Linked DNA regions of Homo sapiens: region 1 is linked to region 2. A link is an interaction called in ENCODE POLR2A ChIA-PET data of the cell type or tissue named here. Cell type or tissue: IMR-90. All regions are shown on one strand. Each heading gives the region's core, and the rest is flanking DNA. Links, peaks and the distances in the headings are about the cores only.

Region 1 (9,088 bases), core at 581-8,580, 79 kb after region 2:
AGTCTCTCCACCTTGGTGAAGGCTTCCTGACCCTTCTTCCACTGCCTTCCCCAGAGAAAACATAGTGAAACAAAAGTGACCAGAATCTCCTGTATTTTACCATGACCCTCTTGAGTCTGTCCTTTCTTGTGCTGCTCACATGGTACTGATTCATTCCTGTGCCTTTCCATCTAAACTGGGTGCTGCCCAGGGCCATGTCTCATCTGTATCCCACGACAGTTCATGGTTATGTCTGATTCTTGCGATTCTGAACCTGGGATGGAAATTACTATCACCCATGTACACTATTAAAGCACCCTGTTCCTGGTCCTAGCCACCCGCTGAATTCGTATTTCCAGGAGTTAGGCCAGCAGGTGTATATTGAAAAACCTCTTCAGGTGCCTGTGATGCACATCACAGGCTGAGAGGTACTGATACAGTGGAGTGGTTCTCAGACTCTGGTTTGTGTCATTATCACCCAAGGTGCTTGTCAAAAATGCAGATAGTAGCTCAGACTCCACTTGAGATATTTTGAAGCAGCTACCTGGGGGGTGCAGTTTAGCAAACTCCCCAGGGGATTCCCATACACATCCAAGAGTGAGAAATACAGATTTGGAGCAATCTCATTGTTTGACAGCTGGGAAGACAAACACAGAGATGCTCAGTGACTTGCCCGAGGTCACACAAGTTGGGTCAGGGAGAAAGTTAACAGGGTGAGACAGTCTAGTGAATGGAGCAGGTGATGTTGAGTAATGATTCTGACTCCTCTCCTCAGTGTGCTGCCTTTAGAAATTCAATTCAACAATATTCTCTACACAAATCCATAGGATTCTATTCAGATTCCGTAGTTTTGTAATGATCAGTGAGACTAAAATAATAAGAATAGAAAAGCATGAAGGACGGGCCGGGCATGGTGGCTCACGCCTGTAATCCTAGCACTTTGGGAGGCCAAGGCGGGTGGATCACCTGAGGTCAGTAGTTCAAGACCAACATGGTGAAATCTCATCTCTACTAAAAAAAAAAAAAAAAAAATTAGCCAGGCATGGTGGCGCATGCCTGTGGTCCCAGCTAACTGGGAGGCTAAGGCAGAAGAATTGCTTGAACCTGGGAGGCAGAGGTTGCAGTGAGCCGAGATCGCGCCACTGCACTACAGCCTGGGTGACAGAACGAGACTCTTTTTTTAAAAAAAAAAAAAAAGAAAGAAAAAGAAAGAAAAGAAAAATGGTTACCAAAAAGGGGAACTAATTATTATAATTACAGAGCTTCAGAAATAGGTGAATTTAAATAATTCACAGTGTTAATATTGAAAAAGATCCTCCTTACCACTGTATCTCTAGTGCTTAAAAACCCCCAGAAGTTATGAATCCAGGTTTAGTGGATGGCTAAGGGGATAGATTAAAATCTCAGGAGGCAGCAAGGTGGGAGGACCAGAGCCCTGGAAGATCTGAAAAAGTTCTAATCCCTGCTTTGAACAAGTCACTCAAGGCCTCTGAGCCTGAGACTCCTCCTCTTTGAGAGAGGAATGAAGGTTGTGGGAGGCTCAAACCCAATCATGTAGAGGAGGTGCTCTGTCAGTTAGCAAGGCTCCAGGAATGTGCGGGTCATTGTCATCTCTGATGCTGAGTTCCTGTTTTGGCTTCTCTGCCCCCAGGCATTACAGTGGACAAGTTTGGGCTGATCTACTTCGTGGATGGCACCATGATCAGACGCATCGATCAGAATGGGATCATCTCCACCCTGCTCGGCTCTAATGATCTCACATCAGCCCGGCCACTCAGCTGTGATTCTGTCATGGATATTTCCCAGGTAAGATGGCTTCATCTACCAAAGCCCTGGGACTGCCCACTCATCCTCTCATCTGCCACCCAGCCAGCCTGCTGGCCATTCATCTTTGCACTGATAAGCCTTTAAAGAGCACCTACTTGGTGCCAGGCTGTGATGAGCACCAAGGACACAAAGACAAGTAAGATACAGCCATGTCCTGGGAGTTCACCATCAGGAGTAACAAGTGGAAGCCCAGGGGACAGTGAAGAAATCTCCCTAAGGAAACCTCAGCAGCAGCAGAGTAGGATAGACAGAGCTTTACACCACGTGACATTAAATCCATTGCCACCTGAACTTCCTCTTTGGTAACACTGATGGGTATTTGTACATTGCCTGTTCTCTTTCTAAGCTATGTGAGGACAGAAATGCTGTCAGTAACCAGGGTGCCTGGCTACCCAAATTTGGGCACAGTCTATACTTGCTGATTGATTAATCGATTGATTGAATCCTAGCTTTTGCCACTCACTCACTCAGTAACTTTCTTTTGAGCCTCACTTTTTATATCTGTGAAATGGAAATAATTCACATCGGCCCAGTAGGATTACCCTGAAGATACATGAAACAATGCATCCACGACTCCTAGCATTGCTTGGCCCTTCAGAGGTGATGAATGAACAAAAGTTAGAGTGCCTGCTTTCACACAAGAGGTGACATTTATGCAAGTTTTACAGGTTGAATAGAATAGGGGTTTGCTGAGTGGCAAGAAAGAAAAGGAGACATTTCACACAAAGGAAACAGCATGTGCAAAGGCACAAAGATGTTAATGAGGCTGGTACACTCAAAGAATAGTGGAAAATTGAAAACCATAGCATAGGGTGCTTGGAAGCAGGTGGCCGCAGTTAAAACAAGAAGCATGGTTTGGGTCCAGGAAGGGACGGACCCTGTTGTACCATGCCAAAGAGTTTGCACATTTGCAGGTGGATACCAGGAACCCATTATAGGTCAAAAAGAGACACAAGTGACTGGCTATCCAGCATGTCCTTAGTACATCCTGTGATGACTTGGCAAGGGTATGTCCTTTGTTGCTGGATCCTTTGGCTGGGCCAGGCCCATGCTGAATCAGTGGCCTGTGCTGAATCTTGCCAACATTACCAAAACCTGGGAAATCAGGAGCATTGAGTTACATCAAATTGCAAATTGATTTCAGCTCCAGCAACATTTAGCTTTTTAAACCCCTTCATTTTTAGGGGAGCCTGCACACACAGGCCCTTTTCCACTGACTGTGTCACCTGCTTCCAGCCTTTCTGGTCATGCCTACCTCTGTTACTGACATGTATCGCTAAGTCCTTCCACAGAGCCTTGTGGATGCTGCTGGAGGTCCCAGCACTCATGTCACCTCCCCATCGCATGCTGGGATGGTTTCCCTCTGCACCAGCTAATGTGATTATTACACTCCAGAGTGGATGCTGTTCTCTGCCACTCGTCTTTGCAGTTTTGGCAGGCTTACCCTTGCTGGCTAGTGAGTTTCCCTCTCCAGTCTGTGAGCAAGCTTGAATTACCCGTCAGGAAGCCATGGCCTAAGGATGTGCATACAAGTATTTTCAATTCTCAAAATGGGCCCTCAACCAGCCAGCACAGGGTGCCGAAAATTTTCAGTCCACACATCGGAAAATTGTTTAACTTTAGATAGAGGTACTGCCAAGCAGCCGGATCAAAGGCTTGGAAGACAACTGGCATATGGCGGAGGGGGAAAAAAATGCTAAAACCCACACTTAGATTCAGAAATCCTGGACTGAAATCTCTAAAGGCCCTCACTACCTTTGTCTGAATGTCAGCATGGGATTTTCTTTAACCAAACTCTCCAATACTGGCATCTATTTTACAGACACATTTGCGCAGGTGTCACTGGCTTTCATTCTCAGAGCTTCCTCTCTACTCCGCTGCCCCATGGGGAGCAGGGAGGTAAGCAAGGGAGAGCACACAGCTCAGAGGCATGAGTGAGAAGGCGAGAGCCAAGGAACTTGGACCAGCTCCTTTGGGAGGAGACAAACCCAGGCCCAAAAAGAAACTAAAGAGAGAGGCACAGAGCAGAGAAGGAACAGAAGGAAGTTGTTGCAACCTGTTAAGAAGTGGAGATGGCCACCACCGACAGAGAATAACTCTATGCTTAGGATCCAAAATAAGAACTTAGTATGGGCCAGGCGCTCTGTTAGAAATGGGGGTACAGAATAAGTACAACTTCTCTTTTCTTACTTAGCTATCACAATAGTCTCATAGGGTAGAGCTGATCTACCCCCATTTTATAGATAAGAATACTGAGGTGTGATGAATGCAAATGCATTTATAAATGTAGAGCCCTGTACCAGGTTCCATCAGAGATATGGAAATGAATTTTTTAATGAAATTATGTACACAAATTGTCTAGTACAGTGCCCAGCAGCTAGTAATAGGATGTGAATACTAGTTCCCTTTAAAATCCACAAAAAACTTCCTTGTACATTGTCTCATTTAAGCTTTACAACTACCCTATGTAATATGTGTTATCCCCTTTTAGATATAGAGAAAGATGTTCAGTGTTTAAGAAACTTGAGGTAGGTGACACATGTAGCAATTGTGGAACTGGAATAGGAAGTGAGGTGTCCTGACCCCAATCTCTCACTCCCTCTATGCCATTTGCTGGTCCTTCCTTCCTTCGTTCATTCATTTGACAATCCATTTTTGCAAGAAAATCACTCTGCAACAAGGCAGCCAGCTCCAAGTGCTTTAATAAAGGCACAGAATGTTCCGGTGGACAGGGAAGAGGGTCCCATTCCACACTGGAACCATAGAACGTGGGAGCTGCAAGACCTCTGAAATTATCAAGTCTAGTCCATTCATTTTGGGGATGGGAAATCAAGTCTCAGCACGATCATCGCTAATAGGGTGGTGAAACCAGAGAGGCTGAGGTAGTTGGTCTGGTGCAGGATCATCACACGGGCAGTGTGACAGAGTGAGGACTGACTCCAAGAGCAATGCCCCTTCTCCTTTCCCAGGCACCTCTGTGCACATGGCATAAGGGGAAAGTGTAGGAAAGCACTTGCTCTACATTCCTTCCTCTCTTTCCTCTCCTCTCTCCCTCCACTGACTCTGTCTCCCCCTAGTCTTCCCATCAAGGAACGATCTTTTCATCATAACGACAGGCAGAAAGGTCTCCACAAGCAGGTCCCCAAGGTGCCACAGGACCAGAAGGCATAAAATATTTAGCGGCCAGAGTTGACAAGAAGTGGGTTTTAAGAAATTGAAAATTCCCCTGTCACTTTAGAGCAAACTGTGTTCCTGATGCAGCCAAAAGCTGCCACGACACTGCCCAGAGAGCGAGGGGAGTGTGAAGCAGCAGCACTGGCCGGCAGCGGCCCTGGCGAGTTTGCAGGCTCCCTGGCTCTGCAGGGACAGAGGGAGCTGGGAGTAAGGGGACAAGAAGACTTTAGAAAGCAGGACCGGAAGATCATGCTCTAAAGAACTGAGAAAGGGCCTGCCCCCTCCTGAGAATGTCCCTGAGCTGCAGGGACAGATGGAGGTGGCCTCACTCGTGTGTATATAATGTATTGGGGTTTCTTTTTACATTGGTAAACTACCACATGTACATTGTAGAAAATATAAGAAGTTAGAAATCACAAAGAAGGAAATTAAAATCACCTTTAATCTTACTATGGTTAACATTTTGATATATATGCCATCCCTCAAGCACTTAATCTCCTCTTTATCTATAATCTAGCTAAACTTCTTATATTTTTCCCCAATTGGTATCCCACTGTGCTTACAGTTCTGTAACCTGTTCTTTCTACTTAATACATAGCAAACATTTCTCCATGTCATTAAATATCCATCTATAACATCACTTTTAACAACTACACACAGTATTCCAATTTATGAGCAAACTAAATGTACTATTATTTAGCCAGTTCTCAGTTGTTGGGCATTTGAGTTGGTTCTCGGTCTTTGTCATTATTAAAAATGGCTTCATCATTATTAAAAACACTCTTATAGACGATGGTATACAAAAGTAAATTCCTGGAAGAAAAACTTCTTATCTAAAAGCATACACTTAGGCCAAACACAGTGGCTTACACCTGTAATCCCTGTACTTCGGAAGGCCACGGTAGGCAAATTGCTTGAGCCCAGGAGTTTGATACCAGCCTGGGTAATATAGCAAAGCCCTGTCTCTACAAATATATATATATATATATATATATATATATATATAGACACACATACATACACATAGACATACACGTGTATATATATATATAGACACACACACATACATATGTATATGTATGTATATATTTATATATATATGTGTGTGTGTGTGTGTGTGTGTGTGTGTGTATATATATATGTGTGTGTGTGTGTGTGTGGTGGCACATGCCTGTAGTACCAGCTACTCAGGAGGCTGAGGTGGGAGGATCGCTTTAGCCTGGAAGGTGGAGGCTGCAGTGAGTCAAGATTGTACCACTTCACTCCAGCCCGGGTGACAGAGTGAGACCCAGTCATACACATACATACATACATAAGTAAATTAAAATAAAGGTATACACTTGCTTAAGCGCACCCCAGATTGGACCAAATATCAAGGGTTTGTAGGGGGCTCAGGAAGTCTAAGGCAGTGAATTTTTAGGTGGGGTGGAAAAATCAGCAGTAGGGTGCACCTGTCGGCACTTCCAGCCCACACAAAACATGGCTGGACCTCCTAGAGACACAGGTGGCAAAGGGTTCCCCTTAGTGCCAATACCTCCTAGTGTGATAGATCCAACAATCCAGCCTTCAAGTCCACTGAAGAAAACACTCCTCCCCTCAGACCATGCCAGCTACAATCCCCTGGGTGCCCACTTGAAGACTCACCATGACCTATGCCAGTTTCCCAGCCTGGCTCAGAGGAGGTTCCACATGGGGCCCAGCACTTCTGAACTCCTAGTTCCTACAACCAGCTTCAGTAATCCTTTCCAGGTGGACCTGTTCTCTGAGGTACTAGAACCACTGTCTGGAGCAGGGCTTCATAAACCTTAGTGTGCACAGAAATCGCCTGGGGATTTTGCTTAAGTGCAGATACTGATTCAGTAGGTTTGGAGGAGGCCTGTCATTCTGCGTTTATGCTCAGCTCCTAGGTGAGCTGATGCTGATGACCACACATAAGGAGCAAGGATCCAGTCATGATTCTCAAGCCCACATCAGGATCACTCAGGAAGCTTTTCAAAATAATGCCGATGCCCAAGCTCCAAGCCCAGGGATCTGATTTCACCCACCAAGGGTGGGGTTTTCCCACCATTATTTTCTAAAATCGCCACAGATAATTTGAATGTGAGGCCAGATTTGAGAATCACTGGTCTAGAACTATGACAGACAGAGGCCATGGTTAGCTTGTCTTTATGTCTCTAGCAGCTAGCCAGCTGTTAATCCATGAACTCAAAGAATTGAGAAATCATACATGTATCATATCAACCATGTATGAAGAATCTTTCTTAAGCCTCTGAACAACTCCTACTTCAGCCTCCAGACTCCATCTGCCTTTCCCTCCCATCTTAGAACATCAGCTGCCATTATTTGGTGGGTTATGGTGGGTCAGGGACTCTGTGCTCTTGTCATTCCCATTTCCCATATGTGACTATTGAAGCTCAGAGAGGCAAAGTAACTTGCCCACAGTCATAAGTAGTGGACTATGCTCTGAACTCAGGCCTATTTGACTCCAAAGTCTACCCTTTTGCCTACTATTTTGTTGTTGTTAACTCCTTCTTCATGTTTTGTCAGTCTAATGAGACCATCACATGTCTCAGTGGCAGCTCTTTCATGGTTTCCCGGTGATCAGGGGGCTGACGCTTCATTGTTGATGATAGGCTGCATGAGGATCAAGCAAGACTGTATATGAAGCCACTTTGGACACTGTTATGGGCTACATGGGCTATGGGATGGATTAGTGGTGGGCATCTTGCCAGTCATTTGAGTATCGGTGTCTTCATTGTCAGGTTCACCTGGAGTGGCCCACAGACTTAGCCATCAACCCAATGGACAACTCACTTTATGTCCTCGACAACAATGTGGTCCTGCAAATCTCTGAAAACCACCAGGTGCGCATTGTCGCCGGGAGGCCCATGCACTGCCAGGTCCCTGGCATTGACCACTTCCTGCTAAGCAAGGTGGCCATCCACGCAACCCTGGAGTCAGCCACCGCTTTGGCTGTTTCACACAATGGGGTCCTGTATATTGCTGAGACTGATGAGAAAAAGATCAACCGCATCAGGCAGGTCACCACTAGTGGAGAGATCTCACTCGTTGCTGGGGCCCCCAGTGGCTGTGACTGTAAAAATGATGCCAACTGTGATTGTTTTTCTGGAGACGATGGTTATGCCAAGGATGCAAAGTTAAATACCCCATCTTCCTTGGCTGTGTGTGCTGATGGGGAGCTCTACGTGGCCGACCTTGGGAACATCCGAATTCGGTTTATCCGGAAGAACAAGCCTTTCCTCAACACCCAGAACATGTATGAGCTGTCTTCACCAATTGACCAGGAGCTCTATCTGTTTGATACCACCGGCAAGCACCTGTACACCCAAAGCCTGCCCACAGGAGACTACCTGTACAACTTCACCTACACTGGGGACGGCGACATCACACTCATCACAGACAACAATGGCAACATGGTAAATGTCCGCCGAGACTCTACTGGGATGCCCCTCTGGCTGGTGGTCCCAGATGGCCAGGTGTACTGGGTGACCATGGGCACCAACAGTGCACTCAAGAGTGTGACCACACAAGGACACGAGTTGGCCATGATGACATACCATGGCAATTCCGGCCTTCTGGCAACCAAAAGCAATGAAAACGGATGGACAACATTTTATGAGTAAGTACTAAAACAAGGCCATTTGATGATTTTGTTTCATTAATTCATTGTAGGATTGGAGGTAAATTGATCGAGTATTTTATTTTAATTCAGGATTTGGGATAAAAACTATTACTTATAATACATTCTACATGTTCATATTCCACATGATTTCTCCTAGGAAGGAAATGGTCTAGTGGAGAAGGCATAAGCTTTGGAGTCAGAGGAGCTGGGCATCAGTTCCCACTCTACCATGGACTTAATCCCTATTGGCCTCAGTTTCCACATCTGTAGAATGGATACAGTGGATACCTGCCCAGCATACCACAGGGAGATGGTGTAGATGAAAAGTACTTACCTGATGAAGTGCTAGCATCTTCATATGACCACTGTCCACAAATGTGGCAAGGGGAGAAGGAACAGGCACATGTGGATGAATTTTCCACATAATTGAAGCTCTTGTCTTCAAATTCCAAAAAAAAACCCTTT
Region 2 (9,088 bases), core at 333-8,332:
GGAGGGGGTGCTTTTCAGCCAGGTCTTGGGGGTAGATTACACTGTCTAACAGGGAGGGTGCTCTGTCATAGAATCCCACATTCTTACAGCCTGAAGGGATCTTAAATACCATTAGGTTCCACCTGCAACAGATGAGGAAACTGACACCCAGAAGAGAGGAAGTGACCTCCCCAAAGCCACACAGTAGATTAGTGGCTGAGCAGGTATAGATCTCACAAACCTCCTAGACTCCCTGTCTGAAGTTCACTGTGCTGACCTCAATTCAGGAAACCTTTCTTGAGTTGCTTGATCTTTGTCATGCCTTTTTGTCATCCACTTCACTGGGTGCTCGCCAGAGCCCAGTTAGGTCAGCAAAGGGCTGCTGCAAGGCAGCATCATGCAGCTCACACTCTCCAGACAAGGAACTGTCTGACAGGACCAGGAACTCTCCAGACAGGAACCGTAGCTCAGTGAAGTCAAGGGACCTGCCCCAGGTCACACAGCTCAGAAGCTCCTGAGCCTGGCATAGGATCCAGGTCCCTGGCTCCAGGTCAGAGATGTCCCTTCCCACTTTACAGCTGAAGAATCTGATGTGTTACTGCACGTAATAAGTACCTCCCTTTTGAGGTAATGTGCTTGGCAGGATGTCTGGCACAGGAACACAACATACATGGGGACTCGTACTATTTGTTAAATTCTCAAACATTTTATTCATTGTCTTGTAGATTGGTAGGAAGGTCTGAGCCTCTGAGACCTAATTTTGTTTTCTTTTCTTTTTCAAAGTAGCTAAGATTATTAGCAGCTTCTAAACTAAGCATGCAGTTTGGAAGGGAGATGAGCAAATGCACCTTGACAGAGGTGCCAGCTAATTTAGTTTGAAAGAAATGAAAAGGATTGAGATTTTCATGTGAATTTGAAGCATGTGGGGCCACGAGGCATGAGAATCAAGTCAGTCTCTCTCCCTCAGAGCCCTGGCAGAGAGCTTCAGTGGACATGGTTGCTCAACCTGTTTCCTAAAGAGCAGTTGTATTTTGGAAGACTTTACCACCGCTCCCTGCAGTAAGCATGAAGCTGTTGCTGGCCTGGAGCCTGAGGGGCTTGTGAATCGGGCCCTGTGTGTTTTGCACCATCTCACAGATGTGCCTTTGTGAAGGGTGGGCAGCTCCACTCTGGCTATGAAGGGCCCCCCTCCAAACCATTTGCTTTGGATCTGAAACCCCATTTAGATGGTTCTTGGAGTTGGGGTGAGGAAGCAGGAAGCTGAAAGAGAATAAACCCAGCAAAAGCTCAGAACAAACTGCAGGTTTTGGACAACAACCTAGAGTATACTCATGGGGTTGGGGTTCAGCCTCCCTCCCGCACCCCAACCTCAATCAGAGTCCAGGCCGTCATGAAATGCAGGCCCCAGAACTCATCACGTGCCCAGCCAGACCACAAGCACTTCATTGGGCGAAGGGGACTCATCCTTACTTTGTTTTCACACATAACTGGTTTTTAATTACATTTGACTTTTCCTGATGTCTGTTCAGAATGCCGGTCCCCTTTGGAAGGGGCAAGCACAAAGGCAGGGACAGGTTGGCAAGAAGGAGAAGCAAATTGAGCAGAGCCCTACAATCCTTCCTCTTTTGGTGGGGAAACAGGCACAGGGCAGGCTTCTGCCCAGAGAATTGTTCTCATCTGAGGGTCATTGTCCACGGAGATTAGTCTCGCGAGCCTCTGGAATCCTGATCTGTCACAGAAGCCCAGGTATGTAGCCAAGTGTGACTTTGGTTTCCAACAATAACTTGCTCAATACTTGTTGTTTTTCTCTCTCCTCTCTCCCCTGCCCCTCTGGCCACTGCCTCCCATCCTGGCCCTGGTGTCCTCCCTTCTTCTGCTCCTCCCCACAGAGATCTGTGCTGCCGACTGTGGTGGCCATGGCGTGTGCGTAGGGGGCACCTGCCGCTGCGAGGATGGCTGGATGGGGGCAGCCTGCGACCAGCGGGCCTGCCACCCGCGCTGTGCCGAGCATGGGACCTGCCGCGACGGCAAGTGCGAGTGCAGCCCTGGCTGGAATGGCGAACACTGCACCATCGGTATGGCGGGCCGAGGTCCCCGGGTACCTTCTCTGGTCTGCAGGACATCTTTGTCTGTTGGGGCATTTCAGGGCCAGCCTGGGCCCTCATCGCATGTGGGGATGGGGAAGAAAGTCCTTTCATCTGGAGGTATTATGACTGGCATTTCCTAGCCATCGGTTGGATTTAAACTCACGATTTGGTATTTTCAACCTTATTACTCCCAATTTCCATTTCCCATGTCCTGGTTAGCTGGTTAGCACACCTTGCTCTTTAGCTCCTCCAAGGCTACATGCGGTATGGATCTGTGTCAGGGAGCTCTGTGTTGAGGAATGAGGCAGATGAGCACTTCTTAGCAGCTATGGGCAAGCCCCGTCAACTTTCTGAGCCTCAGTTTCCTCACTCGTAAGATGGGGATAATAATACATGTGAAGACCTTAGCAAAGGCTGGCATACAGTGGAGTGCCCAGTACATGCAGCCATTATTATCCAATGCATTATCTTGCTGGGATGGCTGGGGCTTAGCTCTGAGCCCTCCATGCCCACTGGGCTCCTAGGTCAGAATTCCCCAAGAGGTCTGGAATCCTGGGGAGAGCTCCCCACAGGCCCTAAGGCCACATCTGGAGTCCATTAGGCCTGGGATCTTCCCCCGTCCTCAGCTTCCATCCTGTCTGCATTTGTCTCCTTTCCCCTCCCTTGGGGTCTCCTCGGCACCAGCTCCTGCTGAAGCAGCTCTGAAAACAAGCTGATCACTTCGTTCCCTTCCTTCTGCCTTTCCTGCCGGTTTTGTTGATTTTAAACTCAGCCAGACGTTTTGCTTGGTTTATTATCCTGGAATGAGCACTCACCAAAAGCTCTTTATTGAATCAACCGGTTTGTGTATATATGTGTGTTTTAGCTTCTTCCCCTTCCGTTTTTGTTTTTTGTTTTTTGGTTTTTTTTTTAAATGAAGGGTCTGTGATCAGATGGTGAGCACATGGCTTTAGAAGGCAGGATTCCAGGTACCTTTCTGGCTTAGAAAGTGACCTCTTGGGTCTTAGAGAAACTGGAAGACAAGCCCCACAGCTTTGGAGAGACAAAGGAATTTTGAGCAAACAGAGCTACCTCTTACCCCTTGAGGGTTTTTTCAGTCTTCATTGTTTTTGTTTTGAAGCCTAACATTAGTTTGTATCCTTGGTCCCTGCCCCTGCAACATCCCTGGGTTTTGGCCATGGAATACCTTACATTTATTAATATTAATAATAATAATGGCTTCTGATTTTTAAGTATTCACAACGTGCCGAGAGCTGCACTAAGAACTTTAGCTGCATTATTTTATCCTCCTTACAATCACCCTGTGAAGCAGTATGTATTATTTCCTCATTTTCAAGGACCTGAGGCTTAAGGTCACGGAACTTCAAAGAGGTAGAGCAGGAATTTGACACTCGATTTTTCCTTACCAGCTGCTTACTCTGCAGCCCTTGCACGATAAAGTCCTGGTTTTCCACTGAGGCATCTGCTCCTGTCCCTCCTGGAGACTGTGCCCTGTCGTGGCAGCTGCACTCAGAGTCCCTCACCTAATCTGCCCAGCCTCCACCCTCAACAGAGCCACTCCATCACAATGGCAGCCACTGCAGGTTGTGCTGCGTCATGTTACTGTGTGCACCTTGATGGCTTCTTTATATCGGTGTCATCCTCCCTTACACTTGTCCTGGAAACCCCTTAGTGAGAAGTGGCCCTGGTCATCTGAGGGGGCCTCTTCTTTAAACTCTGCTTTCCCCTCACCTTCCCTTTTCTGCATGACTGAGGATGAACCAACCTTTCAACCTCCCAGCCCAGAAGAAAGCCCACACCTATCTAAAAAACAAAAACAAAAAAAAAAAACAAAAACAGAAACAAAAAAACCAGAGCCCAGAGAGGGCCCATTCTGTTTGCTGTCTCTTGCTTACAGAGTCCTCAGCTCATCTTACCAAACTCCAAAACGTTTGCAAATGTTGGACAAAAATGTTATAAGATAAACGCATCTCATCTTAGGGAACCTCTCCCTTCGTCTAGTCACACATGACTCATGTTGGGGCTTGTGGGCAGGCTGTTTTACAGGCAGTGTTTTCTGGATATTCATCAGCCTGGCCTTAAGAATGTCCCTTTTATTTTGATGCCAAGAAGTCAAACCATCCACTTCTACCTCCCCTGTATGCTCTGTTGTCGCTCTTCTAGAACAGATTCCACCTTGGGGATGCAGATACCTTTTCCCCTCCAGATAAGAAATACATCAAAGTAAATGTGCACAATATAAGAATAAGGTTGACGGTCCTAAATACCAAAGAAATGTCATAGGACATTGAAGAAGCAATAGACTAGTCATAGTGGCTCAGCTGAAAGGACTTTGGCTGGGAATTCTATTAATACCTCTCATTGTGTGGTGAGCATTTTCTTCGTCCTTGTCTAATTTTCCTGCATGGTAACCTTCTCTCTGTGGGTCTCTGCCCGTGGCCAGCTGCGTCCCCATGAGAAACTCACCACCCTCGTGCTGAAGGAACACTTCAATAACCCTGTAGGATATAAGGGAAGGGGGAGGGGAGGCAAAGTAGAGAAACAATGGTCCCATCCTTTTCTTGTTGAAATAGAAATGAGAAGGGGAAATCCATTTTTAGTCTTTGATGGTAACAAGAAGCATTTCCTTGTTTCCAGAGAACTTTACTCCCTGTGAGAGTCATTTAGGAAAAGAAAAAAACTGCTGATGTGAAAAGTTAGAAATTCAAAGTGTTAAATTTTCTCTTGTTATCAGATTTCATTATCATACAATAGGTCATTATCGTGTAGCTAGCTCCTAGCTGCAATAGTTATTTCCCATACCAGAGAAAGAGCTGGTATCCATGACACTGATTTCGAGACCTCTAGGCAGTGGAAGCAAAAAAAGAGGGCCTGTTTATTTACATACTGCCGACCTGCGTAAACAGGAAGGAATGGCTTGATGACCTTACAGCAGGAATACAGAATTTAAAGAACAAGACAAATCTGGGCCCCTTATGGCCAAGTCCCCAGCGTTAAGAGCCTTTTTACCCCAGTGACATTTCCCAGAGCAGATTATTATAGTAGGAATTAAATATCTTCTTTTGGAGCCTTTGGCTCACCTTATCTTTCATGGAAGCTACATGATTCTTCTCAAGAGAGGTTGGTTTTCAGAATGAAAGGGAATTTGACAGTGGCATCCTCTTCAATGACAGTATTTTTGTCAAACAGCAAAAATATTTCACATTCAATCCTAATTCCTTATGTTAGGAATCACCTGTCTCTTTGCATCTTGAAGAAGGGTCTTTGGTAAAAGCACCAGGGCCAGACCACGCAGTTGCCTGAGGCTTTAGTTTCTCTATCCATGAATCACAGAATGGAGTGGCTGGAGTAGGTCCCCAAGGGTGACAGAAGTTCATCCCCCTCCTCCACTGCCCACAGAACTGCACACCCATCAGCCCAAAAGTGAGTCACCTGCTCCTAAAAATATCTCATGAAGAAAAAGGGATTCTTCATTTTTACTGTTACTTACATGGCACTAATACTCCCACTTGCATATATGAAACCCAGTTTTCCTAGTCCAGAAGTCAGGCTAAGATGGATTGATTTGGATCTGTTTCTCAAGTATATGATTGACAGAGAGTCACCAAGTGCATATTTTTGGATCTTTTCAAGGAGTTTTATGGATCCATGAAGTCTGGTGCTTGACCTCTGATTTCCTTTGAGAAAGCTGAAAATCGTAGTTAAATTTAACAAGGCGTTTAATTTTTTTCCTATTTCTTTGAAAACACTACTAACATTTTGGATCAATTCTATCATGGTTTTTCTATTTACCTCAGTGCCCCTTGTCTCTAAAGTAAAGAAAACACCTGTAGAAAATGCCAGCTTCTGATTACATTAATAAAATTCCAGCTTGACTCTAAAGCTGTGATTGTTCAAGATACCACATATACAGAATTATTTACCAGACTTCAGGAGAGCTGTCCAATCCTAGAAGTCCTGATTTTTAAACAAAAGCTTCCTCTGGGGGTAAAGATCAAAATGATACCCTGAAGATGCAATTACTTGTGTGAGTAAAACCAGACTTCCCAATGAAGAGAAATTATAAAGAAAAGCCACAAAATCTTCCGTGCTTTGTCCAGTTTTTTTTTTTTTAAAAAAAAAGACAGAGTCTCACTCTGTTGCGCATGCTGGAGTACAGTGGCACCACCTCGGATCACTGAAACTTCCGCCTCCCAGGTTCAAGCAATTCTTCTGCCTCAGCCTCCCGAGTAGGTGGGACTATAGGTGTGCACCACCACACCAGCTAATTTTTGTTTTTTGTTTTTTTGAGATGGAGTTTCACTCTTGTTGCCCATCCTGGAGTGCAGTGGCACGACCTCGGCTGACCGCAACCTCTGCCTCCCGGGTTCAAGTGATTCTCCTGCCTCAGCCTCCCAAGTAGCCGGGATCACAGACGCCCGCCACCACACCTGGCTAATTTTGTAGTTTTAGTAGAGACAGAGTTTCTCCATGTTGGTCACGCTGATCTCAAACTCCTGACCTCAGGTGATCCACCTGCCTCGGCCTCCCAAAGTACTGGGATTACAGGCATAAGCCACCACGCCTGGCCTAATTTTTGTATTTTTAGTAGTGACGGGGTTTCACCATGTTGACCAGGCTGGTCTCTAACAACTCCTGACCTCAAGTGATCCACCGGCTTCAGCCTCCCAAAGTGCTGGGACTACAGGCACGAGCCACCACACCTGGCCCTTTGTTTGCTTTTGAATGATAGCTATCAGATTTCTTTTTCATAATCAGAAAATCCTTAACCAAGAGCCCACAAATCACTCATGAGGTATAGGACCCTGTGATAACGCTATGGTTATCCCTCCTGAAAGCATTCACTCACAACAGGACCTGTGGTTTGACAAGACAGATGCTGACAAGGAGAAAGAGAAAATGTACAGGGATCTACCTCAAGTTATCAGAGCACAAGTTTAATTTGCTGATGATCCTGGGAGACTTCAGCCCACACGTGGTGGGGTGGGAATCTGGCTTTGAATTTCTCTCAGTGTGGGTGTCACTGACCACTTATCCAAAGAGAGAAGAGCACTGATGTATCCAAGAGCTTAGCAAGAACATCTCTTTGGTGGTTTGTCACCCATCCGAAAGAAGTTCAGATGACTAGAACCGCCAACCCATCACCTGCTGTAGTGATCCTTGTTTCTTGTGGCCTAACATGTACCAATGATGCAGCCGTTCGAGTTGCCCTGAGGCTCCTGGAGAGTAAGAATGGAAAGCCTCTTGCCATGTTCTCCATAACTTTGGATAGGGGGCCCCTGAAGATTCTTAAGATTATCCCAAGAGAAACTTTTGGAAACCTCTGTTGGTAGAGGCAAGTCAAGGAAAGAAGTTTTATGTTGGTGATCAGAGAAAGGCCAAAGAGAGCTAAGACCGTGCAGACCAACCTCATGCCAAAAGCTCAGTCTGTAGCATAAATAGCTATAGTACCTTTATTATCTCCGGCTTTTCACACAGAGATAGGAACATAGTAGGAGTATGAGAAACATTTGTACAATGCCAAAGAAACAAGCGTTGCCCAAGAGAAAAGATGCCTACTGCCATCATCTTCATCCTGAAGTTCTGAAGAGAAAGATGCAGGAATTGATGAAGTCCTGAATCCACCTTTCATAATGCAAAGCTTGCATCATCTTTTCTAAAAGTTGGTACTTTAAAATCATGAATTTTTAAACAACTGTACTCAACAGCATATGTGCCAAGGTTTTCAAACAATAAAAGCAACCACAGTATGGACTTCCGCATATGCCTTTTATAAATAAATGGCAGTAAAGTTCAAAGACCCATTTGTCACTCCCATTTTCAATAGCCAGAGACAAGGAAGCTCCATTCCATTCCCGGAAAACTCATGGACTTGGTATTAACTGGCTGTTACCAGCTTTTGGATTCACAGTGTGGCTCGGGGGCTCTTTGTAGCAAAGGAATCCCTTTTGATTTGTGGAGTCAGGATTTGAAGTTTTGAATGTCTACTTTTGTCTCCTGAAAACTCACAGTGCTGATGGTAACCTGAGCCTGCCTCCATCATTTCCACTGATTTTCTTTCCTACCTGTGGTCTGGAGAAATTAGTAAGAATTTTTAAAGGTATCAAAAACATATTTTCACTTAATAGTGCTCTTCATGGTTATGTGGTTCTTGAAAATGAAATGGCATTAGAAGAGAGAGAGCTCTCTTAAGTCAGCCCCTGGCCCTGGGGAGATTATCCTGTAGAATGGATATAAGCTTCACTCACCACCAGAACCACTATACTACCATTAAGTTTGGAGACAATCAGGAAAGTTTTTTTCATCAGAGAACTCCCTCACGGTGGAAGCTATGACCACTTGGATCCCAGTGATGGCATCTCATCCAGCCTAGCCATCCCTGGGAAAAAAAAATCTAGGCTCACTACACCTCTTCTATAACTGGATTCAGAGTTATTATAAGAACTTATAATTGGGACCCTCCAAAAAATTCTGCAGATAAGAAAGCTAACAAAACCACAAGAGCCAGGTGATTCTATGTATTCATGCCCTTTGATAGCATATCCTGGGAGATGAGATATAAGAAATTTTAGACCACTTTGCAAAATTAGATAAATTAGCTTGACTAAGACTAAAGTGACAGATAAGCCAAGAATCAAGAAAGATTTCCCTTTAGCCAGAGGTATTTCCTAGGCCATTTTTCGTGTGGGCTGTCCCCATTTTTCATTGTTTGGCATTCCATAGCTTTGTTTACTCACCCCTACTTAATAAGTACTCTCTTTCATGTTCCTATCTTGTATCCTGCATCTCATGGACTCCACGACATCTGTAAGAATGAAGAAAAGCATGTAGCCTCAGTTAAAATTTCCTCTTCCCAATTTTCCACTTGGCTGTGCAGGCTCCAGAAGCATATTTCATCTTGAACCAGAGACCACACGGATACCTGAACTAAGAACACAGCCTCTCATCCACTAGTCTTTGAGGCTAATATATAGTGATGAACAACAATATCTGTTCTATCCAGAGAATTGAAAAAATATAAT

The links. Peaks named below come from ENCODE experiments on the same cell type or tissue, not always from the same donor. Only the 100,000 strongest peaks of a DNase experiment are listed, where the experiment ranks them.
Region 1: POLR2A ChIA-PET joins it to region 2 with 10 read pairs; 4 of 35 experiments call an interaction of 5 or more read pairs at or near these places.

Annotation. Positions count from the first base shown.
Region 1 is chr11:78,701,058-78,710,145 of GRCh38, reverse strand. TENM4 (teneurin transmembrane protein 4) reads left to right here. Exons shown (of 34, transcript NM_001098816.3): 27 at 1,631-1,785; 28 at 7,743-8,620. Among named protein-coding and RNA genes, the nearest start is that of NARS2, 130 kb to the right of the region's middle. In IMR-90, for the core only: no CTCF peak of the experiment used is centred there; no DNase peak of the experiment used is centred there.
Region 2 is chr11:78,779,864-78,788,951 of GRCh38, reverse strand. It overlaps TENM4 (teneurin transmembrane protein 4), which reads left to right. Exons shown (of 34, transcript NM_001098816.3): 16 at 1,869-2,054. Among named protein-coding and RNA genes, the nearest start is that of NARS2, 210 kb to the right of the region's middle. In IMR-90, for the core only: no CTCF peak of the experiment used is centred there; a DNase peak (open chromatin) is centred at 4,071; H3K27ac peaks cover 2,888 bases.